Regions from separate parts of the Mus musculus genome. Here region 1 is linked to region 2. Evidence: chromatin loops called from intact Hi-C (ENCODE). Cell type or tissue: left cerebral cortex. All regions are shown on one strand. Links, peaks and the distances in the headings refer to the core of each region. The heading gives the core; the rest is flanking DNA. Region 1 holds the start of Vwc2l (von Willebrand factor C domain-containing protein 2-like). Region 2 overlaps Spag16 (sperm associated antigen 16).

Region 1 (16,490 bases), core at 4,290-12,289, 450 kb after region 2:
GGGAGTTTGGTAGTGTTAAAAAAAAAAAACAGTTCATAGAAGAAAGCACCTGTTCACAAATTTCTTCATTTGCTTTCTCCTAACAGGAGGAACATATTTTGAAAGCAACACACTATAGGAAAGATTAAAGTTTTGTTAATTCACCAACTGCTTTTTACAAATTTTGGGGAGTGTCAATGAACTGTCTCCCTAAGATGGACATAGATTTGCACAAAAGACAAGAATTAGTTTATCTTTGTAATTACTTCTTGTGAAAAACATATAAAACCTACATGAGAGTAACATTTGACTACTTAATAAGTAGCTTTTCACAAAACTAAGTGACACTGTGTTTTGTCTTCAACACTCCATCTGGTTGTATTTAAATGCATCATGTGCACGAGCATAAATATAACATAAACATCTTTTTTAGTCTCAAGCACCACAGTAGGACAGTGAGATTTAACCTGCTGGAATGATTATAATTTTTATGACATAAGCTACCAAGAGAAAATTTTAATCTATTGTTTATTTTTTCACACATTTTAATATTATAATGCCACATTGTCTCCATTCAAGCAGTATTTTCTACAAAAACAAAAGTTAGATCTCTTTAGCAAGAATAGGCATAGTTCAAAAGTACTGAAAAAGTTTATAAATTATTACTGTCTCTTAGACCAGTTAATTCTTAATATTTTAAAGAAGCATTATATTCATCAACAATAGGATGAGAAATAAACTAGATTGCATTTCATATCTCTTTCAATGGTGTTTTTGAAATTCTGAGTAATGACCTAGGTTGAGCCATTAATGCAAATCCCCCAAACTTAAGTAGTTTCTTGATACTTCTCATTTTGAGGCATCTTTTAAAGAAACAACAGATGCCTCTCCACATGCATTCAAAAAATCAATATAATTAATCAATAACACTCTCCACAGGTAATAAATGCTGAGAAGCATTTCTGCCTATCTGTATTGATCGAGAGAATTGCTTCAAATTGGTTCTGATGTGTATAAAAATCATTTCCTTATTGATCAAAGCCTGCCGTCCTCTCTCTGATATGTTATTTCATACCAGGTCCACAATTGTTTTAGTCTCCATTCTTGTACTTGTGATAAATAAATTTCCTGTGATCTGTGTATGAGATTAATTTGAATGAAATAGAAAATGAGTATTTTGTGTCCTTTAGGAGAACATATTACTCAAAATTCAACCAAAGCATGAATAATCATGAGAAATTATTGTACTTATTCTAATGAGAAATAGAATGATGGATTTCATTCACATTTTCATTATGCATGATAAGCTTAAAAGTTTTGACTAGGCTAATGATTCTTATAGCAGATTTCTGTTCCTACAACTACAGGCATCTGATCTAGGATGGCATTTCTAGTAAAGAAACAATAGAAAGGTGCATATTTTTAGCCAAATTTAATCCATAATCTTGCTATCAAGCTGTATTTCTATAACATATTATGATAACATCTTCAAAACATTTAGCACCTATGTAACTTCTCTGCTAAAAATGCGTGTAAATATGTAGATACCAATAGTAATGAACATGTCTTCAAAATTAATTTTCTGAACAAAAATATTTGATCTTTTAATAGAAAAGAATTTATTAAGCCTCATTATAAAGGATCCATGTAACAGTTGCCCTAACAGTACCTGATAATGGGTAACTCACAAGAGGAAATATTATTGATCGATTAAAGAGTTCTCCAATGTAGCTCAGGCCCTAACTGAGCACATTACCCACTGCTGTGAGTTATTCTTCGAACAACAACCAAAAAGAAAAAAATAAAAAAAATCGAAGATCTCTGTCACCATTATTTAGAGAATCTTATAACCGAACCACCTCTTTTACTTTTCTGGGTGTTCCATTACAAAATGACGTGGGTACACTTCCACAGGAACATTAGTAAACAACTGCATTCTTGAAACATGACTTGACTAAAACAATTTCTTCATGCCAGTGGCTTTTGCTTTGAATCCATGAAACATGAATTGTCCATAATGACAATTGAAGTCTAGTTGACTTTCTCAATCTAGACAATTAATTTTACTTTAGTACTGAAGAGACATTTTATCATATGAAAACAAACCAGGTTGAAATCATTCAACAAAACAAAGAAAAACAGAAAATGGCTGCTCTTCTTGGGAACAATAGGCATAAAGAAGTAGATTACGTATCTTTGCTGTATTAGAATAGCTGTTCACACAGTATTTGGGAAAAGCTGAGGGGGTGCTTGCTGCAGATAAGACACATGAGAATGTGAATATCTTGTTTTTCACTGAGCAAAAATAAATGATAATTCCTATATAGCATGTGAATATTGAATAGTTACCCAAAGTTATAGAAATGAATTTTCTGATTGCCAAAGGACTATAGATCCTGGGAATGTTGGATGCTCTTCAAGATGTCAAAGAATAAATGCAACTCTCCTAAGTCCCAATAGAGTACACAATCAATAGCAATAGCAATAGAGTATACAATCAGATCCTTGGAGCTTATACATGCCATTAAGGTAGCACAAAATGAGTATCTTTAAATGTTTTTTATTATCCAATCAAAATTCATTTTACAGTATTTCCTAGGAAAATACATAGGTCCAGATGGAAACTGGAACTGTGAGCACAAGGGTGTTTACTCTAAGTCATGCTGAAATTTAGTAAAAGAAGCTTAATCACAATGGGAAGATGACATTGAGCCAATCAATGAAAACTCACCCAGAGGTATTAAAGCATGATGCAGGGGGTAAGAACATGAGCCTCAGCGTCATAGGGATCCCATATCCGGATTCTACTGATCATATAATGTTTGTCCTTGGTGAAGTTGCTTTAATCTTTCTAAACTTCATTTTTGTTCTCAACAAGTCTAAGTATATCCCAGTACTGTCCAACAGAAAGATAACTGTAAATGTGATTCTAGTCATATTTTCCAAAAGGTGAAAATAATAATTATTTTAATATACTGCACCTGCTTCAAATATAAATCAAAGTTTATTTTAGCAAATATCATATATTTGAAGTGAGATTATATGTGATCAACATAAAGCTATCAATGAAGTACATGAGATTATTTGTTCATGGGAAATCTTTTAAATCAGGTGAGCATTTTACAAACATAATGCACTCCAGTTCTTCTAGTTGAATTTCAAATGCATAGCACAGGTATGGGGTAGGTAACCTACCCCATAAGGTTGTTGTCCTGCTAAAATTACTTAGGGCAATGCTTGGAAACACTAAGTCTTAACACTAGTAGTTGTGACAACTTTAATTATTACCCACTGTGAGTATTGATTGCAGTGCTCTCCTTGTTAAGTGTTAAGTGCATAGGTATTTGGCATGGCCAAGAATGTAGAACACATACATTGCTGACCATATCTTTTAGGACCTTGTTACCATGTGAAAGGTACAAATAATATGATGCTCATATTCCCAGGAAAAGGAACTTTAAAGATACGCTGTACCAATCTATTTAAGAAAATCACTCTAAATGGGTTTTAGTGGATGGCTTGACTTTTGTCAGGAAGATATAGCCAGGGAACATGCAGATAGCTAAGGAAAATATTCCATAGGGTACATTAATAAAATTAAGAGTTCAAAGGTGGTAAGACTATACTTGACTGTGCAATGTGAGTTTAAATCAACCACAGAATATTTAAAAGCATACCAAGATGCTTGACATCCTCCATTGTCAAAATAGAAATGGTGAAATGCACCTACCTAGGAGCTGAACACTAACAGCCGCATGACATGGTGATTTCTGTTAAGAACATGGATATTAGTTTCAGAGATTTACAAGGTAGTAAAGCTGACACTGTATGAAACAATTGAGGTTGAGGTTGACATGGATGGTAAGTGGAAGACTTACGTCTTACTTAAGCACTTAGGAATATTGTTGCATTCAGAGAAAAATCCCAAAATAAGTATCACAGTTAACCTGAGCCTTAATTTGTGAGAGAAACCCCAATGCCTGTGAATGTGTATGTGCATCTCTGGTTGTACATGTGTACATGTGTATGTGTGTGTGCACACATATGTACATGCATTTATTTGTGTGTGGGTGTGTGCATTTATATGTATGTGTGTGTGTGTCACTTTTACCTTGAGTTTCCCAGAGTTTCCGTCATTTGTCCTGAATGAAGGCTTTCTGCATCCTAGGGTTGAGTGAAGACCATGGAATATAACGTGTAGGACTCTACTCTTTCTGTACCTTATTTTACACAGGCATAAATGCAATAGAAATAGAACCATATGCTTTTTATAAGAATATACCAAAATATATTTGTACTCTCACAGCAAGCTATAACTTCAGGGAAGCATGTCTTAAGCACTAATTATACCAAGTCCTATGACTGATTAAAATATTGGGGTAATGACAGGATGGAGAGCTATTGACATTGGGGAAGATTTGTCTGGGTGAGGAAGGGAGTTAAGAATAAAAAAGCTTGCCTGGCAGTGGTGCTTCATACCTTTAATCCCAGAACTCAGAAAGCAGAGGAAGGTGGATCTCTGAGAGTTTGAGGCCAACCTGTTCTACAGAGCAAGTTCCAGGATGCTCAAGATTACACAGAGAAACCCTGTCTCAAAAAAACAAAACAACAACCAAAAAAATTGTTTTAAAGCTTAAGATAACTCCTGATAACCTTCGTGGTATGCTTTCTAAACCAAATTGAATTTCCACACAAATAGGTATCAAAAGTTCATTAAAAATTCTTCAGTTTGAAGGAGTGCCAATATTCTTTACAGCAGAGTTGAATTTTAATAATAGCATTCACCAACATGCAAAGTTTCATAAAGTATTTGTACATAGTTTTTTAAAAATGCTAATATTTTATTTGTATATTATGTTAGTGTGGGATGAAAAGTTTAATAGTAGTTTAACTACATGATTTTACACTAAAACAAAATGATCCCTCTCTATCTTATATGTTACTTCATATCTCATATTTTAAAGAGAATGTGATAAAAATGATGCCCAAGTGACTATGTCATATCTCTGTTATTTTGTGACAAATCCAATTGAAACTACTTTATTTTAGAGGGTATTATTGTAACTATTTTTCTCTTCTAAAAAATACCACTTGTTACTACAATATAAATAAGTTTTATTGTTGAGATGAAGCTATATATTCGTCGGGCGTGGTGGCGCACGCCTTTAATCCCAGCACTTGGGAGGCAGAGGCAGGAGACCAGCCTTGTCTACAGAGTGAGTTCCAGGATAGCCAGGGCTACACAAAGAAACTCTGTCTCAAAACAAACAAACAAACAAACAAAAGCTATATATTCACTTGAAACAAATTTGTGAAAAATCCACAAATGTATAAATATCAATTATTTCATTTGGAAACAGAGATTAGAAGAAACTTAGTTCCGAACCCAATGGAATTTGCAAATTCATCAGTAAAGTAAAATGAAATTATCTTCACTGATAAAAATAAATGTCAATTATGGTTTGGAGACACACAAATGAAAAGTACTCATAATCTCCCACTGTTGATAAACATTGATGTGTGTGTGTATGTATGTATATATAATATATATGTAATTATTATAAGATTAATCTTCTCCAAAATTAAGGGTTGTTTTTTTACTTGATGAAAAATTTGGGCCATCTAGTCTCCTAGGTGTAACAAATAAATAAAACAAGTCATTTTATGTAACAGGTGTTTAAGAATAGCATGTTTTATTTTAAAATTACTATGTATTAACGTCTGTGTTTCAGTAGGTTGTGAAAGTAGACAAGGGGAGGAGATGGGAAGAGAAGATCTTGAGGGAGATTGAGGAGGTGACAGTAGAAGCCATGTGACATGACAGCAAGATGAGCCCTTACAGGCAGGAACGTGACCAGGCAGGCCAGGGAAGTGGGGACAGGGAATTGGGGTTCAATTATATGAATGAGGCAAAATGATATATGTTTGAAAAAGTCATAATGAAAACCATTACTTGCTAACTCAAAAACCTAGTAAAAATGCCTAACTTTGTGAAGGTGTTTATTTTTAATTAACATTGATAAACTATATTATATTTTTTCAGACCTATTGTATATATTTTGGAATATGTACAATCATAATTTGATATGTACTTAAAAGCAGACATGAATATAAATTTATGATCTATTTTTACCCCTTCATGTTTATTTACCTTTCTTTAATTTTTGAGATTATGATTTCAACATTGCTCCTTTCCTTTTCTTCCCTCCATGCCCTCCAATGTCTCTCTTTGTTCTCTTTCAAATTCATAGCCTCCCCTTTCATTAATTTTTATTGCATGCATATGTGTATATGGATGTATATGTATATTCTTAACACAGTCTCTATAGTGTTACTTGTATGTATGTTTTCAGGGTTGACCATTTGGTTGTAGATAACCCAGTGGGTGCCCTCTTCCCTGGAGAAGACTATTTCTCCCACTTCTAACATTCCTTAATTGTCTGTGGTTCCATGTATGTGAGGTTGAAGCCCTTCATAGCCTAGAGAATAAACAACTTTAACATGAGTAATGTTACCTCAAGTTTCACATAAGTTATTTTGACACTATTTCAAATTATATTTCTATATTATTTATTATTCCATTGATGATTTTATAGTATACATATTTAAAGATATGCTAGCTTGGTGATGGTGCACATGTGTGCCATGAAACACATAAGGAGATCAGAGAACAACATCCAGCAGTGTGTTCTAGTGTTATAACTTTATTTATAGAACATATGTACTATGTAGCCATATGTTGTGTCACTGTTGGGGTAGGTGTGTCACTGTGGGTGTAGGCTTTAATACCCTCATCCTAGCTGCCTGGAAGTAAGTCAGTATACTGCTAGCAGTCTCCAGATGAAGATATAGAACTCTCAGCTCCTCCTGCACCATGCCTGCAGGAATGCTGCCATGCTCCTGTCTTGATGATAATTTACTGAACCTCTGAACCTATAAGCCAGCCCCAGTTAAATGTTCTTTTTAAGAGTTGCTTTGGTCATGGTGTCTGTTCATAGCAGTAAAACCCTAAGACACCCTCTGAATGTTTTTAAATCTGACTTTTATAGATGTGACCACAACAAAAGCAATCATTTGTAGCAATATCCTTCTCTTCATTGGCTTTGGTTCTAAACACTTTAAAATCCCATACCCCTCCATGGCTGTTGTATAAAAAGTGCAAGGAAAAAAAACTCTTTTGTTTGAGTTTCAGGAAAGCCAAAACAGCAGTTGCCTATAGAATGAATCTAGAAGGGAAGTCAGTGTGCAACCCCACTGTCAGCAAAGACTTAGTAGAAGAGGGTTTATAATAGATATTCACATCTGCTGTTTTGGACACTCTAATCCATCCTAAGGTTGTTTGCTGTGTCAGTTTTCGTTCTAGACAAAGAAGCTGAGTCTTATAAAGGTTTGTAAATAGACCATATTTATCATGGTTAACTTTACCCATAAAACACCTCTCTGTTTCATAGGCAGTATGACTTTTCAGGGGCAGCACGTGATGAAATACTTCACCGTGCTTTTCTTGGTGAACTCTTACTGTGTGACAGACACATTCTCTTTTAAGTTGTGTCACCTACCCAAACTCTGTCCAGAAGGCATGGCTGATACGATGTCATCTGGACACAGTGGAGATGTGCTGGTTACAAGTCTCTAGATTTGGAATGTTTCTGCTGGAATATCAGCTCCTTGCATACATGGTAAACAGCTCACTCAGCCTTCCCAAGCCTCTTACTTCCTTTATACAGTAGAATTACTGCTCTTTCTTCTACTATTGGGTCCTCCTAAGAATTGTACAACAAATACTCAGTGTGGTATCAGATGCCAAAAGAGTTTTAGTAAGTTTTAAACACTGTTGTTGGGATGGTAATACACCAATAAGCACGATTAGATAACCCAATGCTTAATACTTGGGTTCTAAGGTCAGGTGAGCATATTCTATTAATTCTTCTTGCTTCCAAATGTCAAGATAGTTTCCTACTGGAATTTATCAAAAAATTATTAATCAAAATTATGTTATTTTAATTATTTGGTACTTACTAAAAATGCTTTCAAATGATGAAAATTCTATACACTAAATTTGGATTATTTTAATTTGCAAGATTTCAGAAATTTAAGTTAATGGTCATGTAATTTCGAGGTAGAAATACTTACTGTTTTCATTTCAACTCCAAAGAAATTGTGTTGAATTCATAAATATCTCAACTGTTACAGATTTATACAATGATTTAGCAGAATTATAATAAATATGTTTAAAGAAGGTAAATACATTTTACATTTTCTAGGATAAATACCTATAGATATATCTACTTGAAGCATATGTCCTATTTTCCATTTAGATAACTATTGCTTTAAATTATTTTAACATATTCATTTACAAAATAGTTGTCTTCTTTAGTTGCTCTCAATCTCAACTCAAAATGATCTGTCAATCATAAATATAAGGAGAATGTTGGGGCATATAATAACTTCTGAATGTTAAGCAAGTAGAGCTTTTATCCTAAATGTATCTTATGGCTCAAATTATTTTTTATAGATTGAAGTTAGTTCATATTTAATGAGAGCCAAGCATAAAAATGAGTCTCTTGAATCACAACCGAAACAGGATAAAATGTTGTATTGTTTACATACTGTGACTGCTTGAGATAAACCTCCATTTCCCTCTTTTCCAGGTCGAGTTTTAGCTCAGGCGAGTGCCAACGGGATTATCCATTTGCTGGATCTTAAATCGGGGCAAATTCACAAACTGGTGGGCCACGAGAGTGAAGTGCACAGTGTGGTGTTTTCCCACCTGGGGGAAAATCTGTATTCTGGAGGCTCTGACGGCACCATTCGGTTGTGGATCTGATCAGCAATAGCACACCCTGATGCAAAGGGCATTCCCTCTAAGGCTTAAAAATGTTTCATATAGTCTGCTCAAATGCCAGCAAGTAACTGGTTAAAATGACCAATAAATAAAATATTTGTTTTAAAACAAGCTTTGGGTGAATAATATATGGACCATACTATCTCAAATAAAAATTATAACTTTTTGTTCATTTTTCTGTGTGTGTGTTTTTTTTTCACCCAGAATCTTTCACTTTCTCATCCGGTTATGAATTTAGAGACAGGGCATCCTTGCTAGGAGGTTGGAAGAAACAGCTTTACAATGACGCCTAATGACAGACTAGATGAATTACAAGACATTGATTTTTAACGTTAGAGAACAAACTGCAGGAAAACGCGGCTACTTTTTTTTTTTTTTTAAATCAAACCCAAGCTGCAGAAGACCCAAAGTTGAATTATGTATAGCACAAGGAAAATCTTTCTATATCCAGAGGGCCAAATAGAGTCAGAAAGCATACAGTTTCACAGATTCTTTGACAATGAGTGTGCTTTATATATTAGTAATAACCAACGACTGCAGATGGCTTAAATCTAAAGGCAAGTCCCTGGAACTTTCATCTCTGCAGCCCATGCAAGAATGCATTAGATAAAATTAACATCTTTCTAATTTTTATTGTGATTTAAATGCAAATAAGTATCTTGCATGCAGAAACTCCCCCCTCCCGACACACACCCCATGCTCGCTCTCATCAGCTGTATCAAGTGACTGCCTTAGACAACACTACAGCCTGGTCCGCGGAAGCAGCTGGGGGTTTCGACCAAGCTGGGCTCAGAAGCCAGTTGTTGGCGCTGTCCGTGGTGCTGAGGAATTCCCGGCTGCCGGCAGGATGAGCTCCGAATCAGCAGTCTGCAAACTGCTCACAGCGATGCCAAACCCCAGTTAAAGTTGCGCCTTTGCTTCACATCCACAGTTAGAATCTTCTGGTGTGTGAGGAGGGATTCAGTCAACATACTGTGGACGATGCTGATGCTTCTGCTGGTGGAGTGGGCTTTAAGCTTCAGTATGCTGTTTCTGTTTGTGATCCTCAGAGCCTAGCCAAGTCACCTCTACTGCCGTAGCAAACACTGTGTAAGTGAACTCATGTGTGGAGGAGGCGTAATCAGCCAGGAAATTTCATAGAAGGATCTAAGAAAATGCTAAAAATAAGTTCAACATGATTCTGCTACCAGGGTCCGGATTTCCACAGGACCAGCATTGCTTCTTGCTTTGAATTCTGAAGACAGGTCCAAAGCATATTTCTTATGTGTGTCTGCTGTGTTTCTCTCTGGAAGGGTGGGAGACTGCTTCTTGGCTGTGTTTTGAAATGGGAAATAGAGAGGATGGATTGCCTTTAATTCATGCCTGAAAATGCATTCTTTGGGTGACTAAAGAGGACCGGCTTACCTAAGAGATACCTGACCTTTAAGTTCAGATTGGTCTGTGACCCCCAGCACCACCGTTAACCTCAGAGTGACTAGGTAAGTGAATCTTATGACATGAGTTGTGCTTGCTTTCTCAGAGAAATAGATGCAGTCATTTTAAATCATATGTAGCAATACAGGGAGGGGGTAAAGTTTAGCTGGGAAGTGAGCCTCAGTTTAGCAGTGTTTGCATTCTGATTTGAAAAATCTTCAGATAATGCTGCTGTTGTATTTCCCTAACCTCCCTATTTTTAAATAGTATTCTAAATGGTATTTATTATAAGGAAGGTTCTTTTGAAAATAGCCTAAGAACTTTGTTTCATTATTCACATATTCCTCATAATAAAAGCATGCTTAATGTTAATATGAAGAAAAAACCCCACCCTTCTATCTATCTTGCAGTTTACATTTACTGTAACCTTGCACATTAATGCCTACCTGTGGCTTACAAAATGATTCTTTTCTGCCTGGGTCATTTTAAAAGCAGAATCCTGTCTGTATTTCACATGGCTTTTCTTGCATGTATTGATAGCTGCCGCTGGACAATGTGAGGAGGCACGGTAGCTTCCTTGCCTTGCAAGATAAACTTTCTATATATGTGAGAAGTGCATCAATGCTTTAATTAGTAAAACATATATATGCCTTTCCAGAAGCTTCTCCTCTGTTTGTGGCCTCTGTAGTAATTTAGAAGAATAAAAATGCTTTGTCAAAGGGAGCTTCCAGTTTCTCAAGTAGAATTGTAGGTTTGCATTTTCTTGTTCTGTCATGACTCATTATTTTTGACATATTTTAGGGGAAATCTATCTCCTTTATCATTACCCCAAAGGAATTCACCCAAAAGAAATTCTAATATCAGAGAATATTGGAGGAATACTAATATCAACCTTGTCTGAAAAGAGAACGTGAATACATTGCCTTCCATTTTACTATTACTCTAATTTGCATATCTAACTTAGGATGCAAATATATTCTAAGAGGTTATGAAGTTTCCTAATATCATCTTCATCATATTTAATTATCATAGTTGTATGCTAGCTTGAAAAGAAGTGGTTTTTCACTGTTTTTAGCATACTTTGGAAATAAAACATTGAATGAAACTTAGACATCATAAAATACTCTACATACAATCTTAGTGATATTGGCAGAAAGCCAATAGCATTTAAATGATGAATTAAATATTTTACAACGATTTTCCTTATCTGTTCCTCCCCAAAATCATAGTTTCCCCAGAACCTTTACATAAGTTAGCTGCTCTAAATATTCAAATAAAACCTCATTACCAATATTTACTACCAAATACTAACACTCAGGGAGCCTACAACAGTTATTGCTACACAGATAATAAGGCATATAGTCTGTGAATGCCCATGTTTCATTATTAAGAAACTTCCACAGAAAGTTTTTTTCCTGACATCTTTGTCTAAATTAACTCAATGAAAATATATTTTCAGTAGCATGTGAATATTATTCATATTATATGTGAATATTATTCATATTACATGTGAATATTATTCATATTACATGGAAAGGATCAACTTCAAATATGACATGGTTATTAGATCCCCATGGCTATAAAAAGTTGTAGATATATCTTTCCTGCCCACTAGGAGCTTACCTCTTGCATAAAAATAATGATGTGTAACAAGAGTAGAAATGACTGTCTTTAACAAATCCACATAAATAAATTTTAATTTTTGTATCATGTAGATATATTTTCTCTTATTCACCATGATTTGTTGTGCTACTTCTTATATTCAGTGTGTTACAATCCAGAATATGGGCATGTGAATGAAAGCTTCTGTACTGGATCCATCTCATTTAAACTTGCATCCAGCTGCTGTTTAAAAAGTTCCTTTGCTTTTAGAATTTAATGCTTGACCCTAATTTCTTGTTTTTTATGCAAGTTACTATAACATCTACATTCTATTACTGACTCATCTAGTTCAAAGAAAACTAGGGATGTAATTTCAAATATCCATGAGCTATATACCAGTAACTACTTGCAATCACCCTTTAAGGCTCAATAAAACTACTTCTTACAATGTACAAAGAGCCAGACCATTGAAACTCAAAGGCAAATTACAACCTGAAGGCCCCAAAATAAAATAACTCCATAAATTAACTTTATTGAAACATATATTGCCAAAGTCCACTATTCAAACTTTACAATAAAGTATAGGCAGTTGGATGAACTTAGTTGATTTGAAGTCTCAGTGTCTTCCAAATTGAATCCATACAAATGATTTAAAAGCATGGGCTTAACTGCATCTTTATTATCTTTTATATGTCAAATTATCTTTTAAATATTTATTTTCAGCCCACCCCTCTTGCATTCCCATGGAAGGAGCTGAGTGTGTTTAATATTAGGAGAACATCCAGAAGTCTGTGAGGAGGGGGATGGCTCTTCATATTCATGAAGCTTGCATACTTCTATTGGTCATCCCTGGATTGGTCACCTCTGCTGCCATCAGTCACGAAGACTATCCTGCTGATGAAGGTGACCAGGCTTCCAGTAATGACAATCTGATCTTTGATGACTATCGAGGGAAAGGGTGTGTGGATGACAGCGGCTTTGTATACAAGTTGGGAGAACGGTTTTTCCCGGGGCATTCCAACTGTCCGTGTGTCTGTGCCCTAGATGGACCTGTCTGTGACCAGCCAGAATGCCCTAAAATTCATCCGAAATGTACAAAGGTGGAACACAATGGATGCTGTCCCGAATGTAAAGAAGTGAAAAACTTTTGTGAATATCATGGGAAAAATTACAAAATCTTGGAGGAATTTAAGGTATGAGTTACCCTCCATATTTATTGAATTCTAATTTTCACTATAACATGCTTAGCAAATCTAGAAAGCATATAATTATATGCCTTTATGTAGATATGCACCATGGTTGACAGAAAATCCTGTTGGTTTATTGGTCAATATTTCACGGTAATTTTTTTTTTCAGAAATGTTTAATATCTTCTCATTTTTAACACTCAAAACCATTCTGTGTTTTTACAAAATATGTTTTGAAGACTGATGGTTTGGAGGATGCATCTGTTAAATTAATTGTCATATTGTTAATTTTCTGGCTTATTAGTCTGTATTGGGAGCCATTTACCAATGGCCTTGACATATTTGTCTACTGTGTAGACTTGTACATGCTACAGAAAAGCACTCAGAGCTGTGATCTCTACATCAAGAAATGACACTGGGCCTTCTTGTTTTAGAACATAGTTCAGCAGTCTGCTCATCCAATGTTTTATTCACAGGGCTTCATAAAGAACTGAATTTTTATCATGGCCTTCAAAACAGAGAAGTCAACTTTTCAATTATATGACACTTAGTTTTCCTTTCATCCTTCATGTCTTATTTTCAAATAACATGGAGTTTGCTTTTATTTCTTCTGGAGTTCTCTTTTATCTGGTGGCTAATTTTAATTAGAATGTCCTACAAGCTATATGAGTCTGGGGAGCATGAATTAATATATCAAGAATATCTTACTTAATTGTAATGACAGTTTGTGTCTTGGAGTATCTTTCATGCTGAAAGCTTAATATGAAAGCGTCTTATTTTATCAAAGTTCTGTGACATAGGGTTTATAGCATTGCAGGTAAGAAACAGGCACAGCTGATTTTAAGTTTGCTTGTTTAAATTTGGAAAGGAATGTTCAGTTTGTAGACCTGAACTAACTACTCTTTCTACAAAGTAAAATGGTGGCAGGAATCAGCATGTGGCAGAAAGATTTGAAGTGTCATCATTTGGGAGTTTGGAGTGTGGCTGTTTTATTATATTCATCCCATTCTGGGCTATGAGTTCAAACTTGTCCCAGTTTATACAGGAATGCCTGGATTTTGTGCCACATTCTATTGCCTATGAGGAAAAGGGGTTTTAATGCTTAGAGCAACTTTGTTAGATGTGTTATTCTAGAGATTTTTCTTTTGTGTATTGTAAAATTTTGCTATGCAGTTATTAAGAAGTAAAAGCTAGAGACTTTAGTAAAGCTATCCTGACACCAAGTGACAGTTAAGAGCATACTATCATATAGTGACTAATGGCAATATTGCCTTTAAAATATTGTATACAGTTTGGCATAAGTTTGTTTTGCTTCCAGGTAGTGAAGGTAAATATAGTATTTAACACATTATAGTTTGTAGAGCCATGAACAAAATCTGTGGCAATTCCTATCTAATGTACACATATATGTATAGTAGAATTTTTCTGGAAATAATATCTAGCTCAAACCAAGATCACAAGAGATAGTTTTTGGTAGATAACACTCGGCAATCAGCATTTAATATATGAAACAATTGATAGTCTGGTTTATGAATTTAGTCAACTTACCCTTCTATATACTAGATTTACTTAAACAAAAATATAACTTTAAGAGCTAGAGAGATTGTTCAGTGGTTAGGAGCACCAGCTGCTCTTCCAGGGAATCTGGGTTTGTTTCTCAGCACCTACATGGCAGCCCACCATCTCTACCTCCAATCTCAGGTCATTCAACACCCTCTTCTGGCCTCCTCAGGTACCAGGCATGCCTGTGGTACACTGACACACATGCAGGCCAGCACTCATGCACATAATAAATAAAAATGTTAAAAAGGTACCTGTGTTACCACCTCAGACAACACAATACATATGAACGAAACATTAATTATTCTTGTGCTTCTAGTTATAGCCCCAACATAGTGTAATTCTTCATGCAACATCCCTTAATAGCAAAGCACATATACCTTTCTCTGTCAAAGGATTATTAAATATATATTTTTTAAAATTTCTCTATCACAAAGGCATGGCCACAGAAATATGTAGATATTATCTAGGGCAAACTTGTGGAATGTGGAACTAAGACCAAGAAAGTTTGTTACCTCCCTCACAAAATCATCCATCTGTTTAACCTGTTTCTTAATACCACTTTCTTGCGATTAAATCTACTCAACTTCCCAAAGCACTTTTATGTCAAGGTCAGAAACAGCTGGATTTGAAGCCCAAATTCCTCAGTGAGATGTAAGATCTGGCCCACAATAGTAAGACCATAAAATAGTCATTGTAATGATTAGCTCCCTTATAAAGAGATGCTAAAATATATTTAATGAAATCATTAGCCCTAGGACAATGAGAACATTTGAGTTGAATAGAGAGTTCTTCTTCATTCTCTGTCATTCTCAAATAGGCAGGTATTTACTCTAGTTTCTAAATTTTTCTGAGTCTTTACTTATATTTTATAAATAAAATTCAGCTTTAAAATAATTTCAGATAAAGTAATTTAATATCTTCTATAAATGTTGTACTTGGCCATATGAACTATACAACTAAGCAAACACTAGACAAATTCTATCATCTTCACTTGTTCCCAACTTCCTCACCAGGAACAAGTAACCAATATTTAAAGATTCACAAAACTTCTTTATAATGCTGCTGATACATCATTGAGGACATTGTAATATGAGATATTCTTTACAATAATATATTCATCCAAAGAGCATATGTTATACTGTTTACTATGAAGATACTATACAGTCGCTTGTTCTGGAAATCAAAGCATCTAGAAGCTAATGTGCTAACAAGAAAGGCATGATTAATGTACAACTCAAATGAAAAGAAAAACAGTCACAATTGAGTTAATGGACTAAGTGTGCTGGCATACACTTGCAATCTAAGCATTTTTGAATCAGAGACAGGGGGGTCATGGGTTCACAAGGCCAGCCACACAACGAGACCCTAATTTACAAAATATAAATGACATTCCTTTCATTTATGACTACAATGCCAGTATCTGCCCAAGACTTAGGATGTGAAATGCTTATCAACATAGCATGAGTCTGCCAAAAACAAAAACAAAACAAAACAAAACAAACAAACAAACAAAAACCAACATCAACAACTTCTTTCTTCAAGATGGTCAATGTTGGGCTGTCTTTTAAAATGATCAAAGTTGATATGGGGATATCAAAATTCCCAAAGAGGGAGAAACTTCTGGAGCAAAGACAGAGCCTGGGAAGAGCGAGGCCTGAAGAAGATGCAAGGGTGTGAATACCAAGATCTGCGGCTGGCTCTGAGGCTGTGGTGTGTGCCAACGTTAGGAGGAAGCCATTAGAGCATCTGTCCACAGCGTTTAAGATTAGACTTAAATATGATTTTATTCCCCAAACAACATCAGGAAAAGAGATACAACTGGAAAATTATAAACATTCCTGGGGGGGGGGGGATCCATTTCCCTTTCTATGTATTTCTCATGTATGTAAACTTCAAAAGTA
Region 2 (16,490 bases), core at 5,516-13,515:
TTAGATTCCAAGGGCAGTCCTTGTGAGCTAAGTTATGTTGAGTGGGAAGTTGTTATTGACAGTAGATTAATTTTATCAAAGAATATACCATTTGTGGAGAGCTGACCATAATCATTCTGGTGGCAGTCCTAGCTCTGCCACCTCGTGACTTCATGACCTTGTGCATTAGGTAGCCTCTATGTGCTCTAGTGTCTCCATCTGCAAAAGTGATCACTGTACTTAACCCACTTAATGGCACTATTATAATGATTAAGAAAGTTAATGGTTGCAACTTTGAAACCAGAAACTGATTCCTATAAAGTATTGGTTACCGATCCTCAGCTTCTTCAGAAGGCTAATTTAAAAGCAGACAGAATTATCAAAGGTGAAGCCTATGCATGATGGGGAAATAGTCAGTGTATTAATCACCTAAAGAATATATCAAATACTCTTCTACATGTATTACATAGACATGTCTGTGGGGAAAATAACTGAATGAAATATCTATTTCTTCTGACAACTTAATACACAGTAAAAGACTCATTTTTAGAATAGGTATCTTTGCTGCAAATGATGGGTCTTCTAGTTTCTTTAATACTATTATAACTTGTGGTATTACTCATTTCCCAGATGAGTTCTTTAACTTGGATTTAATAATGATTCAGTGACTTAACCATGTACAGGGAATGATAACATATCAAGTCCATTTAAAATGAGTTCACATTCATAACATGCTTCCAAATAAAAAGATTAAAAATGTGTATGGATTAGCTGTAACTAATAAATCATTAGTCATAAATCAAGACCCTCCTAGACTCAAAGTCAGCTTCCACTCATCATCAACTATGAACCTAAGCAACATACACACTGTCTGGTACAGTTTACTTGGGATCAAAAGAGTAACACCAGCAGCACCAGCAGTTGTCACTCAGTATCTATATAATATCTAATATGCATTTATTAAAATGGAATTATGTGCCAGGCACTGCTGAGGTTAAATTACAACACAAAAGAAATCGTGTGAGATTTAATTACACTTGTAAGAATTAAGCCTCTTGTCCAAGGTGTAGGAGTTTAAGAAGGAGCAGAGGAAGAGGAGAAGGGAAGGAAGAAGAAGAAAAAAGGAGAAGAAAGAAAGAAAGAAAGAAAGAAAGAAAGAAAGAAAGAAAGAAAGAAAGGAAGGAAGGAAGGAAGGAAGGAAGAAAGGAAAAGAAAAAAGAAAGGAAAAAAGAAAAGAAAAGAAAAGAAAAGAAAAGAAGAAAAGAAAGAAGAGAGAATAAAGGTGATATGGTGATGATGGTGATTGCTATGGTGATATGGTGATGATGATGATTGCTATGGTGATGGAGTGATGATGATGATGACGGTGATGATAATGTTGGTGATGATAACAGACTTGGGAATGATGCATTACTTCTGTTGGGGAAAGTATTCCTGGTTCTTGTCCTCAAAGTTATTGAACTTGGATTTTCATCTCTTGACACAGAATATTTTCATTCAATGAATTATTAAAATGTGTGTTACTCATTACTTCCAATTTGTACTTGATGTTTCTATTTTTACAAGATCTATGCATAGATCTATTCAAGAATGGAGCACCAATGCTTGTCTGAAGTGTTTATATATTTATCATAAAAAGATTATACATATATATTTTTCATGTACATTTACATGCAACAGAGTATATGTGTCCATGCATACATTCATTTGCACAAATATATTGAAATAGCCCCTTATGTGATATTTTGCTTACCACTTTAGCTACACAAAGTCAATTATGATCCAAAAATCATAAAGAGAAATATTCAGAAACAAACAATATGACATATAAAATGGATATGACTACATGTGTGTAACATAACAAAATCTTGTGCTAGCCTTCTCCATCTTGGCTAGAATAGGAAACATCTCTCTTGCCAGCAAATACACTCTATACACAGCCTTTTCATTAGTCCCATTGTGACAGGACTCACCAGAATTATCATATCAGAGTGCTTGTGTCAAAATAAGCATTTTTTAATGACCCCAGTGCAAAAACTCTGATGTTGACAAGTCATATATGCCCCCGAAAACGGTGAAGTACCTGCTTTAAGTGAACAAGGGATTATTCTTGGTTTGCTAAGAGAAGACCAAAAAAAAATTGCTAACAATAAATAGACAGACAGATGATATAAGACAGACAGACAGATAGATAAGAAGTCGCCAAAATCTAGGGCAAGAACAAATCTGTTCATAAAATGAGGAGAAAAATATGTTTGTGACAGTTTAGCTGCCAGATGTTGAGCCTTAAAAGCTATGGCCACAGTGTATCAAAAGTGCTGAGTAGAAAAAGAGAAGGCAAGTCCTTTGTGAGTGTAAAGCATGAGTAAAAATATGTGGTCTACATTTCTAGTTCATCGCTAGTTATTCCTGTAATTTCTTACTGTACCTATTTTCCAAGTTTAACTTTATCATAAATGATATATGTGTAAGTATGGGTCGTTTGGTGCTATAGGAGGTTTTTATGTGTCCACTGGGAAGGGTGATTTGGACTGTATACCTTGCAGAAAAATGGGGACTACTCTGCATGTGTAAGCATGTGCATACACTCATGTGCACACATACAGACTTGGAATGGTAGACACTGTTGCCATGTCGCACAGGAAGCATCAAAGTGTAACATTGAACTGACTGAAGAAGTCCAACGAGGACAATTCCAAACTGATTTGCTTTTATTGAGTTTCTGTTTCTATCCCATCCTCTGCCTTCCACAAATAGCTCTCCTCGCAAAAGTCATTTTGGAAACTTATCTCTCAAAGTTTGTAAAGACATCAATGATTTTAGTTATCTTCACTTAAAGAGAGTAATTTATCATCTAGTCAAGTGTGCCTGTGTCTGCCAGGATAGCTGTGAGCCTACATATATCATACTCAGGAGCTGCGAGGGTTTGCTGTGCTTCCTAGTGTGTATTTGAATACAGAATTCGTTTCGATCTGACATTTTTACCTCGCATCATATTTTTCTGCTAATTAAGTTCCATAAATGCATCCTTTAGCTGTTTGAGCTGTAATAAATTTCTTTCTTGAATTGGCCTTCTGAAAGTCAAAACCAACATTTCGATGAACTGAAATATGAATAATTTCCCTTACACTGTCTTTATTTAGAGCAGTAAAATACTGAAAATAGGTAAAGCTGTTTCACTCAACCCAGAACCTCATCCATGGGGAATGCCCATTGTTGGACTCTGACCCCGCCTCCAGGCCAATGAAAGAGAACAGAATTTCTATTCATAATCTAGAGGCTTAGCAGCGTTATTGGAAAGGATAGTGAGAATATAGTTTTTGTCATGAAAGATTTGGAGTAATTGATCAAACAGATGATTTCTTCAGGAATCGATTTCCTAAAGTCCATATTACAGGGCAAAATAACAAGGCCAATCAAAGGGGAATGACAGTGCAGTATTATTTTTTAATCATGTTATTTCATTGTACTATCTAGGTGAGTAAGCAAGCTACAGGTTAAAAGTAAAGTGACCAAGCAGAAATTGAACATTTTGTTGCTAATGTCAAAGTTAGTATTTTAATAGGTACTTGACACGAGACTCCTCTGCATCCACTGGATCATGAGACATAGATGAGACTGTGTAAATAAGATTAAAGCATTGCCATAGATAAAATATCAGGCATTAACATTGTAGACTCAATTTTACAATAATTTAGCTTCTATGTTTAATGGTCACAGTGATGGGGTCCAGTCCAGATAATGGTGTCCAATGAGCTAATCATGAATTTTATATTCTTCTATCTCATTTCCCCCTAGGCCTTTATAAAGTGGGAATTGCCTTATACATCTTGAATTCATTACCATAATTTGTGTACTATTCTTTGGCTGAAATGAGTTTAAGTAGCATGTTAGCAGAGTTCTTCCTCACTGTGAAGTTAGTGGGCCACCAAGTTAATGTTTTAATAGCATTTATTTTAAAACTATAAAAATGTGATTAGAATTTGTTACCTTTTTACAAAATAATGCCTGAATGAAGACAGACTGTATTCTGAAAATGATTTTTCTTTTTCTATAATAAATATTTTATTGGTCTAAATACCCCAGCACACACACACACACACACACACACACACAAATACACACACAAATGTCACTGGTACAGTTTTTCCTCCTTGATAAAAAAGCCAGCTATTATTTTAAACCCAGAATTATATATTCATGAGCATCCAAATCATCATCTTCATTTTGTAAGTGAGAAATCTGAGATCCACTGTGCTGCTTAGATTGATGATGGTGATGAGAAAGGTATTAGAGTTGTAGCTGGAATGTAGAGTCTGTTTCTGAGACTTCTGGGTAACGACTGAGTCTGCCTTGTTAAAATAGGATGACAATTGACATTTCTTCATTCACCTTGGAAAACTATTCATCCGTCCATAACGCCCTTTCGTTCTTTCTTTCTTTCTCCATGCACAGCATCGTCATGCATCCCTGCAGAGACTATCTCATCTCCTGTAGTGAAGATCGTCTCTGGAAGATGGTGGGCCTCCCACAGGGCAATGTACTTCTTACAGGATCTGGCCACACTGATTGGTTGTCTGGCTGCTGCTTCCATCCGAGGTCAGTGCATACAGCCCCATTCATTCCGGGAACGTGACCATTTGATCTGTTTCCACACTCTGATAGCTTTGAAGGAACAGCTGGTTATGTACTCTGAAATTGTACACCCGACACAGAATGTAGAATATTGTAGATAATTGTGCCTTTGGCTTTCATTATATTAACTATAAATTGGTTACTTTCAGATTGATAACATGTGAAGCCCAGTCCGCCTGCTGACACAGTTAACAAGAGTAACCAGCATTCCAGGACAAGTGTTATTAATGATGCTTATGTGCACCAGCTTTGAGAGGGCACATGGGATCCTAGTCAATAATACATGCCAGCATTTATTGTGTCTCTGTTAATATACAGGTTTTCCTTTTATAATTAAGTTATCCACCTAAAAGAACCAGGAGGCCACAATCCTTTAAAATCCGATGGCATTCAAGATATTAAAGAGAAGTAGGCAGATCTGAGGACACTTCAGTATTCACTGAGCTGTGTTTCCAAACACTCAGACAGTGACAGAAAAGTTGCTATTGAGGATACCAGCCGCACAGAAGCCTATACATACATCCTTAGTATCAGCTTTTGCCAACAAGACTGGCTACTTTCTGATACTTATTCTTATTTTTTTTAATGATTTTTGAATACTCTAATTTCTGCCTATTTCTACGTGGCCTAATTGGTTCTTTGGCTCATTTCTAAACTATTGCATTTGTAACTTCCTTCCTTGGGAAGATTTCTTATTGATTCATTTTCATGTTTTCATCAAGTTCCTTTTTTGCATTAACCAGATTTGAAATTCGATGGAAAAAGTAGTCTTTTTCAGAAACCTGAAAAGGCAATAACAAGATGTTTTTGTTTAATTTTTGAAGACTTCCCAGTGTTTAATTTATCCTTGGTGCTATATGCTTGAACTTAATTTACGAACGTGTCATCGTGTCATCCTTTCCTTATCTGACCAACAGAGCTGTGCCACACTCTCACCTCTGAGAAGCACAGAACCCATCTTGCAAGTAGAGAAAACACAATTAGAAGTGTAGCCTATCACTTCGGTTGCTACTGGGCATACTGATCAGATTTGGATAATGCCCTGTTACCATGACAGCCAGTGACTCAGATATTTTCTCATTAGTGCCTGACCAGCAATGGTCCTTTTAATAGATCTTCCTGTTTCCCCAGTCAATTACTGAAATTAAAATGAGGTTAGATACATCATTATTCACTTTTAATAGGGATTGCCATTCAGTTCTTTCTTATGGCAGGAGGGTTGTGGATGTTGCTGTATGGTCTTTACAGTGCATGAGATGAAAGTAATGGGGGAGCCACACTGTTAAGTGAATGATTTAAATGGCAAATGTTCTGGTATAGGTGAAGAAAGGGGATTATTAAAAACAACCACCAAAAAATGTTTTCGGGTTTTTTTTTAAATTTTCTTGGGGTAGAGATGAATTCTAAAAAAGTTTATAGTTTAGAACTCCAACATTTTATAGTACTTAATATATGTCCATTACCACTGGAGATTGTATGCATGTAAAAAACAGATATAGAGATTCGTGATTTCTGAGATGTAAAATTTGTGACATTTGGTTTTTCACTTTTCCTGCTTAATTTAGTCTATGAAAAAAATATCTTGTTGATAATACTCTCTCTCTCTGTGTGTGTGTGTGTGTGTGTGTGTGTGTGTGTGTGTGTGTGTACACTCATATAACTTGTTGGGAAGAAGAAAGGTCTTAGTGGGAGATAGCATGTGACAAAAATGACTTAAAGTGCCAGGCATGGTGGCGCATGCCTTTAATCCCAGCACTCAGGAGGCAGAGGCAGGCAGATTTCTGAGTTTGAGGCCAGCCTGGTCTACAGAGTGAGTTCCAGGACAGCCAGGGCTACACAGAGAAACCCTATCACGAAACACACAAAACAAACAAACAAACAAACCATCATCAACATCACCATCAACAACAACAACAAAACAAAAACCCACCAAAACAACCCACACACACAGAAGACTTAAAGTCATTATATACGTGTACAAAAATGACCAAATTTTAACAAATTTGTTTTAACCATTCTATTGTAGTACAGCCTGACCTGATGGAGTCGATCAGGGAAGGATTGCACTCGTCCTGTTTCTCACGGCCAGCTGTGGTTGTGTTCTCTTCTGTAGACAAGACCTGGGGTGAAGAATGTCTTAGCATTGGCTTCCATCCTGTTCTAGCTATATAAAAATGAACTTGTAAATTTTCTAATCAATGTGTGTTGCTCTTTTCAATTGGCTTCTACAGCTTTCTGCTGGATACATTCTTAGCCCACTTCAGAGCTACTTTACAAAACATAATTATAGGATGAATCAACTCTTTTCTAAACCTTCTTCTAGGTACACCTCTACCTCCCTTTCCAATTTCAGCTTCCTGTTGTGTTTCTAATATTACCCCAGAATGCAGTTTGCCCTGCTCTTATAGACACAAATATGGGCCAGTCCACTGGAGTGTAATTTCTCTACCAGGGGCCTCACTTTGAATAAAACTGACTCTTCCAGAGTAGCCACGGACTGTCACTTTATCCTTAGTTATGGTTGGAGGTTTAGGACCCCTCGTGCTAGAATAGTGATTGGGTTGATTGTGTGCAGGTCTCACGCAGCTGTAAATGCACAAGTGCAGCTGTCCTGTCACACCAAGAAGACAACATTTCACCCTGGTCCTTGTCCTCCATGGCCTCTGGATCCCATAATTATCTTATTCAGTCTTGGCTGTGATGAAGTTGTCCTGTTTGTGACTGAACATCCCACTAACACTTATTATCTGCATCTTGATCAATCACGCATTTCTCTGTTAACCACAATTGACTGCAAAGGGACATTATCTAATGAGGTTGGAAGGATATAATATGTTATGGTACAATGATAGAAACGTAAAGAGTATTTTGATATGCTGTCCATTTAGCAGAATTAGTAGCAGGTTTACCCCTTAGTCCTATGAGTTTCCAACCCTTGAGTTCTTGATCAGATCTACACTACTAAGCATGGATGTCTTCCTCTGGAGTGAACTTGGAATCCCATCAGAGAACAGTTGGTTTTTCCATAACATTTGAACCACTGTTGCACGTGTGGGTCTAGTTGCCACACTGGTCCTTACTGTAGTTCACACCTTTCACAGCTGGGTAATCCTGCTGAAGATTTCCTCCTACAACCGTCTTCATGATTTCCAACAAGGAGGAAGCTTCCAGGCCAACACCAACATGAGAATCAAGTCCTATTATGTTTGTGGTATCTTGAGAAATAGGATCGTAGAGCCAAGTTCTTGTGACAGCCAAGAGCAGTAAATAGCAGGGCCTACTTTTATTCTAGCACACTGACTTAACCCAAAAATTTTTCAGACACTGGGGCTGGAAAGATGGGTCAGCAGTTAAGGGTGCTTACTGGTTTGGTTCCCAGCACCCATGTCAAGTGGGCTATAACTGCTTCAAACTCCATCTTCAGGGGATCTGATAGCCTCTTCCAGCCTCCACAGTGCCCTCCCATTTAGTATGACAGTTCACCTGACTATCCAAAGTTTGTCTTTGTTTCCTGTTCCTAAATTGACAGCAAACATCTCAAACACATAAACAGTGTAACAGATTTCACAGTGTTAGCACTAGGCAGAGGAGCGCTACAAATAAAATAAATAATGTCTCCTGAAGTTTCAAATAATAGAGTCAAAAATAGAGCAGACAGAAGACCTTCAAAGAAGACTCACTAATGACTAAATTCATAGCCATTAGACTAAAATACTAAAACCTTGGAGATATAGTCTGTAAAGTAATCAAAATTACACCAAGTAGAGGAATTAATAACATTAAATATATTCAAATAGTATAGTAGATTGACCTTCTACTTCATTAATTGGGCATATTAAAAGCTTTAGGACATTCATGATTTTTTTATTTAAAATTTTTATTTTTTGATAACTTCATACATGAGTACTATATTTATAACATATCTATCCCTCCTCTGCCCTCTTAATTTTTGTTTGCTTGTTTGTTTGATTGATTGATTGTTGTTTTTCCGAGACAGGGTTTCTTTGTATAGCCCTGGCTGTCCTGGAACTCACTTTGTAGACCAGGCTGTCCTCGAACCCAGAAACCCACCTGCCTCTGCTTCCCAAGTGCTGTGATTAAAGGCGTGCACCACCACCGCCCGGCTTCCTCCTCTGCCCTCTTATTCATGCCCTCTAAATTCATGATCTCTTATTCTTTAACCATTATTGTTTCATATATGTGTGTTATATTCAATAGCATATGTGTTTAGAATTAATAAGTTGATATTAAATAACCTGTCAGGGAATTTGCTTCTAGAGAAAACAAGACGCACATGTTTGAAAGACAGGGAGAATGCAGAGAAGCCAACATTAAAGACCTTTATATGTTACGAGATCATAGATATTGAAACACACTTTAGATGATTACATAGGCCCAAGCCCTTCAGCCTCCCAAACTACACATGTTTGCACAAATCTCCCAAACCTTGTGTTGAAATGACAACAGAAGCAGGTGTTGAAACTGTCAGAAATGATGACCATCGGACGCTGTGAATCCAAAACTGAGTGACTGCAGCAGCGTATAGTCAAAGGGTAAAATCATAGACAATCATCAAGTTGAAACTGAAGCAAGCAACTGCTTGTTCTGATTTTCAAGGTTTCAAGGTGTAGTGAAAGCTAATCTCCAGGTATGGTTTATTCCATACATGTTGGCTGCATTTGTTTTTCCTTAACTATTATTTACTAAATAATTAGATTTTTCTTCTTTGTGGGCAATTTGAGTGTGTTTGGGCTTGCGCATGGGGTGGCAGGTGGCGTGCTCGTCTATGTGCAGGTACATGAAGTCATTTGCATGGGAAGCCAGAGGAAAATGTTGGGTGCCTTCCTTGATTACTCTCTGCCTTCTGCCTGTTCCTTTAACACTAAGCTTCCCAGTGTTTTGGCTGGAGAGGTTGGCCCCTCAGACAATGCAAGTACCCATGGCAATGCCCCAGCTTTTCCCTGGAGCCTCGAGATCTGAACTCAGGTCCTTATGCTTGCACACACACACACACACACACACACACACACACACCAGCCAAGCTTTAGTCTTTATCAAGTCAAGATATTATTATTCCCACACTCATCATTGCCAGATATTCCTTACATTAAATTGGCTCTGTATGACTGTACTTTCCATAAGTGCCTTAGTGGGATTCCTGTTGAAAACTTGGGGGGAAAAAAACATAGGTAACTCATTTTAGAGAATATCCCGATGTTACCTCACGGTTACCACTAGATGGCGATCGTGCATCGATAAGGGAAAAAAACCCTTTGCATTTACTCGGAAGACTGATGAATTGGCTGTGGAAAGTAATTCATCAGTTGCTGAAAATGATGAATGAGTGGAAAGATGAGAGGAACGTGCACTGAACCGTCTTTACACTATTGAAGGAGAGAAATGGATGATACCAGGAGGTGGGAATGTAACCTCACTCCAGTGGGAACTAGAGGTTACACCTCGAAGCCATTCAGAGCCACCATTTCAGGTGCACATATTAGAATCCTTGATACAGCTGCTGTTCACCTTACTGGGTTTCTTGACTATGGCATGTTAGTTATGAAGATGTCTCTTTTGTAAGTTGATTTCGGGGACATGTGCTCTATCAACTACACGAATGTTATCACCTGGCAACTGTATGCTTAATGAGTAATGGTTAGCTTCTCTAACCTGTATTTCTTGATTGGACTCGAGAATTTAGCTCAGCCATCACCCTGGGTCCTGCACGTCAATGCGGTGCTGAGAAGGAGAGAACCCATTGTAATGTCTGAGTTATACATCATTCACCACCCGGAAGCTGGTGTGAAGCCCCAGCTTTCCCCAAATTAAACAGGGAGTCACAAGCTGAGAAACAAAGGAACACAATAACCGTTTTTTTTTAAATGTATGCTATGCAGCTATTCTTAAGTCTTAAGATGCATATATTATTTTTAAGAGTTTGCCAAATTCATGACTTTTAAAAATAAATTTTACACACAGAGAGGATTCTGCATCTTCTTTTCTTTAGATTTAGGTTATATTTAGAAACCCTTTAACATCTACAGAATTGCTTTTCAGTGTTCGATGCCTTCCTTGATTGCTCTCTGTTCTCTGCCTTGTTTCCTTAAGATTGAGCTTGAAGCTTCCTGGTGTTCTGGCTGGAGAGGCTGGCCCAGAGGATCCGCCTATTTCCTTCCTACCTTCCCCCAACTGCGGACAATACAGGTGCCCATGGCAGAGCCCTAGCGCCTATGTTTTAGGAAGTTAACGTGTAGAGCCTGCCCTATCAGTGCCCCCTTTATTGCAGCCCTGGGCTACTGGAATGCAGGATTGCAGCCGTCTGCAGATGCAGTGTATTAGCAGGCTACTGATGTTCTTAGTTGACCATGACCTTTAGCAGGACACCGTTGGCTACCATCCGTGTAGTTCTGAATGTAAACAAGGTGTCCGGCTTTGGGATGTTCTGCCGAATATTTAATGCTCATTGTGAGAAACAGCAATGCATCTCCCCATAGCTCTCTATAAATAAAAGCAGTGGGATTAGTGGCTTAAACAATTTCACGACACTACATTTTCTTCTGCGTCCACTGCCTGAGGCAGAAACGGAGCTTACGGCATCCTGCCCGTATGCGCTGATTTATGAATTAAGGATAAATGGCCCTATGTTTAATATCCCATAGTAACTTGCCTCTGTGTAAATTGCCTACTCGGCTATTTAAATAGTGCTTGAGACCATAGTCTGAAGGATGCTAGATTGCCAACTTCAGACAAGAAGAGAGAGGTCCCTGTCTCTCCCGGGCTGAGCGGGATGGCACGTGTTGATGGCCCAAAAGAAACACACAGAAACTGAACTTCATGGCATCAGCCTCTCGATGACATAAGTTGGGGACATGGGGAGGGGGATTTTTGGTGGGATAAGATGACGTAGGAAACAGGAAAGGGTGACGGAGGGTATGGAATGACTGACAGGGCCAATGGCAAAGCTCTACATCAGCAACGGCAGGGCAGAAGAAGGGCCAAACAGGTCTTGCTGAGTCATCCTGATACAGAAATGACCACTCAAGCCAGGCTTAGGTTTGTCCTCAAGGCCCAAACCAGGGCCAAAATGGGGCCCAACACTAGATAAGTATATCACTTTGTTACTTTACAAAATAACGCAGGGTAACTTTTGTATTTGGTGAAAGTATAAAACCAAGAGTCCAACTTTGCAAGCACATGGATTCGACACCTACCTAGAGCCGTGGAATCCTGCTCTGTCTTCACCGACAGATGCTGCCCCAATCCAAAGCCCCCAGCAGATTATTGAAAAGATTATTTTGACATTCACTTATAAAACAATTCCATTCCACTCTATATTATCTGAAAAAAAATGTGTGTTTTACTTCTGTTCTTGGTAAGATTTGTCACGTTTATGTGAACAGACTTAGCACAGGGGACAATAATGTACTTTAAATATTATTGTTGTCAGGTCTTAAAAGTAACGCATGAGAGTAAAGCTATGAGAAAAATATTTCACATATTCCCACTGCCCATTAAAAATGATATTCCTGAAGAGTCAACATTGTAAAAATTAACTCATGCATATTTTTAGAAAGTAGGTCATCTTGAGTTATTTAATTATCAGACACAGTATGCTTTATTCACTCACACTATATGTATGTATTAGTTGTTTTTTTAATATTCAATCAGTATTGCAGAAGGAAATTCAATTGGAGAGTAAGCCTTTAGATCCATCTGTTCTGGAAGACTGGGCTTAAATGTTGATAGCAGTTAGCACTTGAGGAGCGAGTATCTGATGTGTGTCATGAATTGCAAGTGCAAATGAGGAGAACTCTGTGTTTCCCCAGTGAAACTTCCTCATTTATACACAGGACAGTTGATCCCACTGTACCCCTGTGGTTGAATGGAGAGCATATGACTGAGTTAAGATCAGTGAAATCCAAATGGAAGGGTGACTTCCAGCTTTGGCAACTGAAGCACAAAGTGGCCTAACTTCCTTCTGCAGTAGATTGTGATATGGTCAAGATAAATAAATCTTTGTGGTATGTGTCAAGTGGAATGCCGTGTCTGCTGTAACTGCTACTGTTAATTATTTAATAGTAAAATGTTATATGTAGCAGAGAGAAAGCCTTGAGGATTTTCTTCACTAAGTCACTAAATCTGGTTGCTTACTGATGCAGTCTTCGAGTCAGACATATTTTTGGTGTAAAGATGACAAGAGCCTGGCCTGTCACTTTTCTTCATCTGTGAGAGTCTACACTCATGTCTGAGAGCGGGGATAAGTTGTCTCATAAATTCTCAGGACTGTTGCATGGGGAAATAGTCCTGATCTATGCACAGCACTTGGCACAGTCTGATGCACAAGGGGAATATTACTAAATTTCATTATTGCTCTTTTCCTCAAGATCCTAATGTAGGCCCAGTTTTCTCAAAAACTATACTGTTTTCAAGCCTACTGGACTTCTTTTTTCTTCTGGTAAGAAAATAGCAAACCCTAGGAATGTCATAAGCTCATTAAATACAAGGTCTGAGTCACATCTATCCTTGTGTTCCCACCTCTTCTGTGGGGTTCCTGAGCTCTGGGGAAAGGGATGTGATGGAAACATCCCATTTAAAGATGAAGTGTTCCAAGGTCTGTCTGTCTGTCTGTCTGTCTGTCTGTCTCTCTCTCTCTCTCTCTCTCTCTCTCCATTGCCTTTGTGGAACTCCGAATTTGCTCCCATCTGCTGCAGAAGGAACCCTGTCTGGTGAGGGATGTACAAGGCACTGATCTATGCTAATAGCAGAGTGTCAATAGGAGTGGCTTTATTGCTGTTTTTTTTTTTTTTTTTTTTAACAACAGTAGTAGTTGGCTTTACACTAAGTACTTGGGCTATCTAGTCTCATTTCCTTGATCATGTAAGAACTGTCTGGTACAGCTTTTGTCTCATCAGGAGGGCTTTACGTAAAATCATATATAGGTTGGTTACCCCCCCCCCCAAGTGTTGGGCTACCATTGCAGTAGTAGAGTATCTCATAGGCCCGACATCATTGTCTATCAGAGGCTTTGTGCCTGGCTTGGTTTTTACTATCTCTTTTGCTATCAATCAGAGTACCTTCTTGTTTGAATGATGCTAGATGGTAGGGATGACAGCTGTATGTAGGCAGCAGCTTAACTTCTCGTGTTCCATGAATTGTGAAATTGTTTTGTCAATGAGGTCTTGCTGTGGATTTATGGAGAATAATCTATAGCCATCACAACTGCCTGGATTTTTGGGGATTCCCATGGAATACCCTTTGGCTAACAACTCAATTATATGTAATCCAATGCTGGTACTGAAAGCATCATTTGGTGATAAGAGATAGTCAGTTGGGACTCTGGCTCCCCATTACTTGGTGACTTCATTTAGATTGCCTTTCTATATGTACATATTTTAGGAATCTTCTATTGTATTAATTTTTCTTACAGCTCTTCAGATAACCCTTAATTTTAGCTTTCTACCTCATATTTCCTCCCTTACCCCCCCCACTTCTCTCCCCCCACTTGATCTTCTTATTTAGTACCCTCTGGTCATTCATTACTACTCTATTTTCCTTTTCTATAAAGATATATCTTTCCTCTTTAGTCCCTTATTCCATTCTTAACCTCTGTGGGTTTATGGGTTATAGTTTATTGCCATTAACTTAAGAGCTAATATCCACACATATACATACCATATTTGTCTTTCTGGGTCTAGTATACCTGACTTGGAATGATTTCTTTTTCTAGTTCCATCCATTTATATGGAGATTTCATTATTTTATTAAAAAAAGAAGCTGAGTAATACCCCATTGTGTAAATGTACCACATTTTAAGTGTCATTGGTTCAGGAGTCTATGCATCTAATAATCATCAAGAAGTAATATACAAAATTAGTGAAAATAGAAAAACCTGAGGCAAGATAAAACAGTGGATAAAGTCGCTGGCCACCTAACCTGATGATGGATGTATTGGATCTGTGAGACCCCATGGTGGAAGGAGAGAACTGACTGCTGCAAGTTGTACACACACACACACACACACACACACACACACACACACAGATGCACAGTCACTCACATGCATACAGGCATACAGGAACACATGCACACATCCAAATATAACCAAAATTTATAATATGGAAATCGACTTAAAATTCTCTGATGATAAAAGACATTGTCAACTAATTATATAGTGCCTTAAAAAATCTCATGTTAAAAAGCTTAGTTTATAAAGATAAGCAATAGAAATATATTTTAAAACTATAGTTTTTGTTATTCACCATACTAAAATTGTAGGCAAGAAGCAAAAGCCAAATATACTTATCCACTCCCATAATCATATGCACATAGCTTGGGAGGTAGAAACAGGAAGATCAGAAAGCCAATGTTTGCCTTAACTACATAGTAGTTTGAGGACAGTCTGTACTAGAAGCCACATTCTAGACTTAGCATTACTCTTGGTTGTAGCATGCTGTTTGGTTTTTGTTAGTATCTTCCTAGGAATAAGTCAGTGGAATATGTAGTCCATCCTTCATCTGGTTATAGCAATTCTTTCGAGGTTAGTTTATTGGCCAGTTGACATCAGATACTTTGAATAAATCATGCACTCATTCATTGAGTCATCCTGTGGGTGCTGAAATACAACAACATTACTATGGAGGTACACTGCTTTTCTCTGACCTTTGCTTCAGCTTGTTCTCTTCTTCAAGGTTATCTGTGGATGAATGACTCCATCCCCACAAAGCTTTCCTAAGCATAAGCATGACCCTCCATGTCCTTCTGTTTTCTGCTTTCTGAGAGGCATGGCAGAACATTTCTTGATGACCTACTACATTTTATTTTGCAGATTTTCTATCTGGGAAGAGCGTTAAGTCAACACACATGACAAGAAAATTACTCCTGGTTATTACTCAGATGTTTCTTGAATGCATGTTTCTTGGACTAGTTAAGTTCTGGAATTGGAAAAGAGGAAACTCAATCGGCTGAGAAATACTTAAAGAAATGTTCAGTAGCCTTAACCACCAGGGAAATGCAAATCAAAGCTACTTTGAGTTTCCATCTTACACCAGATGTCAGAATGGTTAAGATCAATTAAAAAAGTGACAGTTCCTGCTGGTGCAGATGTGGGGTAAGAAGACACTCACTCATTGCTGGTGGGAGTGTGCAAACTATGAAAATCAGTATGAGGCTTCCTTAGGAATGTAGGATCAGTATAACTCAAGATCTAAGCATAAAACTCGGGCATATACCAAAGGATACTTCATCCTACCACAACCCTACCATTGTGCAATCATATTTATTGCTCCTCAATTGATAACACTGAGAAATTTGAAACAATCTAGTTATCCCTCAACAAAAGAATACATTTTTTCTCTTTGTTTTTCTCGCAGGGATAAAATTAAAAACCAGTTTTTTCTTTTGTAATTAACATTTGTAAAAGTATTTGGTGACACTTGTAGCTTGCTTGCAGATTTTAACTGGACTCATCCAACTGATACATGGAAAAATGCCAATAGTTATCATTCTTTTAAATTTAGCCATCCCAGTTCATTCTTGCACACCATCTTCCTGTGGAAGACATGGGAGCAACCTCAGATAATTTCATCCTTTGTCAGCTCCTTGCTTGATGCTTACCCAATCACTTGTCTTCTCTGTGTATGGCTCATCTTAAAAGAGCTTTAATTGGATCTATATAATAATGAGTCACATCCATTGCGATAAAATATTATGAACAAGACAACTTATAGAAGAAAGATTTTAATTTAGGGATCACAGGTTCTTGAGGGTTAGAGACCATTTTCATTATAGTGGGGAATAAGGCAGCAAGCATAATTCTGGAACATCATTATCTTATATCTTTATTGACAAGTAAGAAGCAGAGTGAGAGGAACTGGGTC

What was found. Hi-C counts contacts between places; a loop is a spot of excess contacts. Peaks named below come from ENCODE experiments on the same cell type or tissue, not always from the same donor. Only the 100,000 strongest peaks of a DNase experiment are listed, where the experiment ranks them.
Region 1: it touches region 2 in a loop (2.9-fold over the local background); 4 of 42 quality-filtered maps call a loop at or near these places.

What each region holds. Positions count from the first base shown.
Region 1 is chr1:70,716,137-70,732,626 of GRCm38, forward strand. It overlaps Spag16 (sperm associated antigen 16), which reads left to right. Exons shown (of 17, transcript NM_029160.3): 17 at 8,631-8,996. The coding sequence ends at 8,806. It overlaps Vwc2l (von Willebrand factor C domain-containing protein 2-like), which reads left to right and starts at 9,579. Exons shown (of 4, transcript NM_177164.3): 1 at 9,579-10,302; 2 at 12,563-13,032. The coding sequence starts at 12,643. In left cerebral cortex, for the core only: a CTCF peak has its summit at 9,135; DNase peaks (open chromatin) are centred at 9,167 and 9,759; H3K4me3 peaks cover 2,370 bases; H3K27ac peaks cover 1,023 bases.
Region 2 is chr1:70,260,472-70,276,961 of GRCm38, forward strand. It overlaps Spag16 (sperm associated antigen 16), which reads left to right. Exons shown (of 17, transcript NM_029160.3): 12 at 4,435-4,578. Among named protein-coding and RNA genes, the nearest start is that of Gm23879, 310 kb to the left of the region's middle. In left cerebral cortex, for the core only: a CTCF peak has its summit at 9,849 (motif pointing right); DNase peaks (open chromatin) are centred at 5,667, 9,875 and 11,025.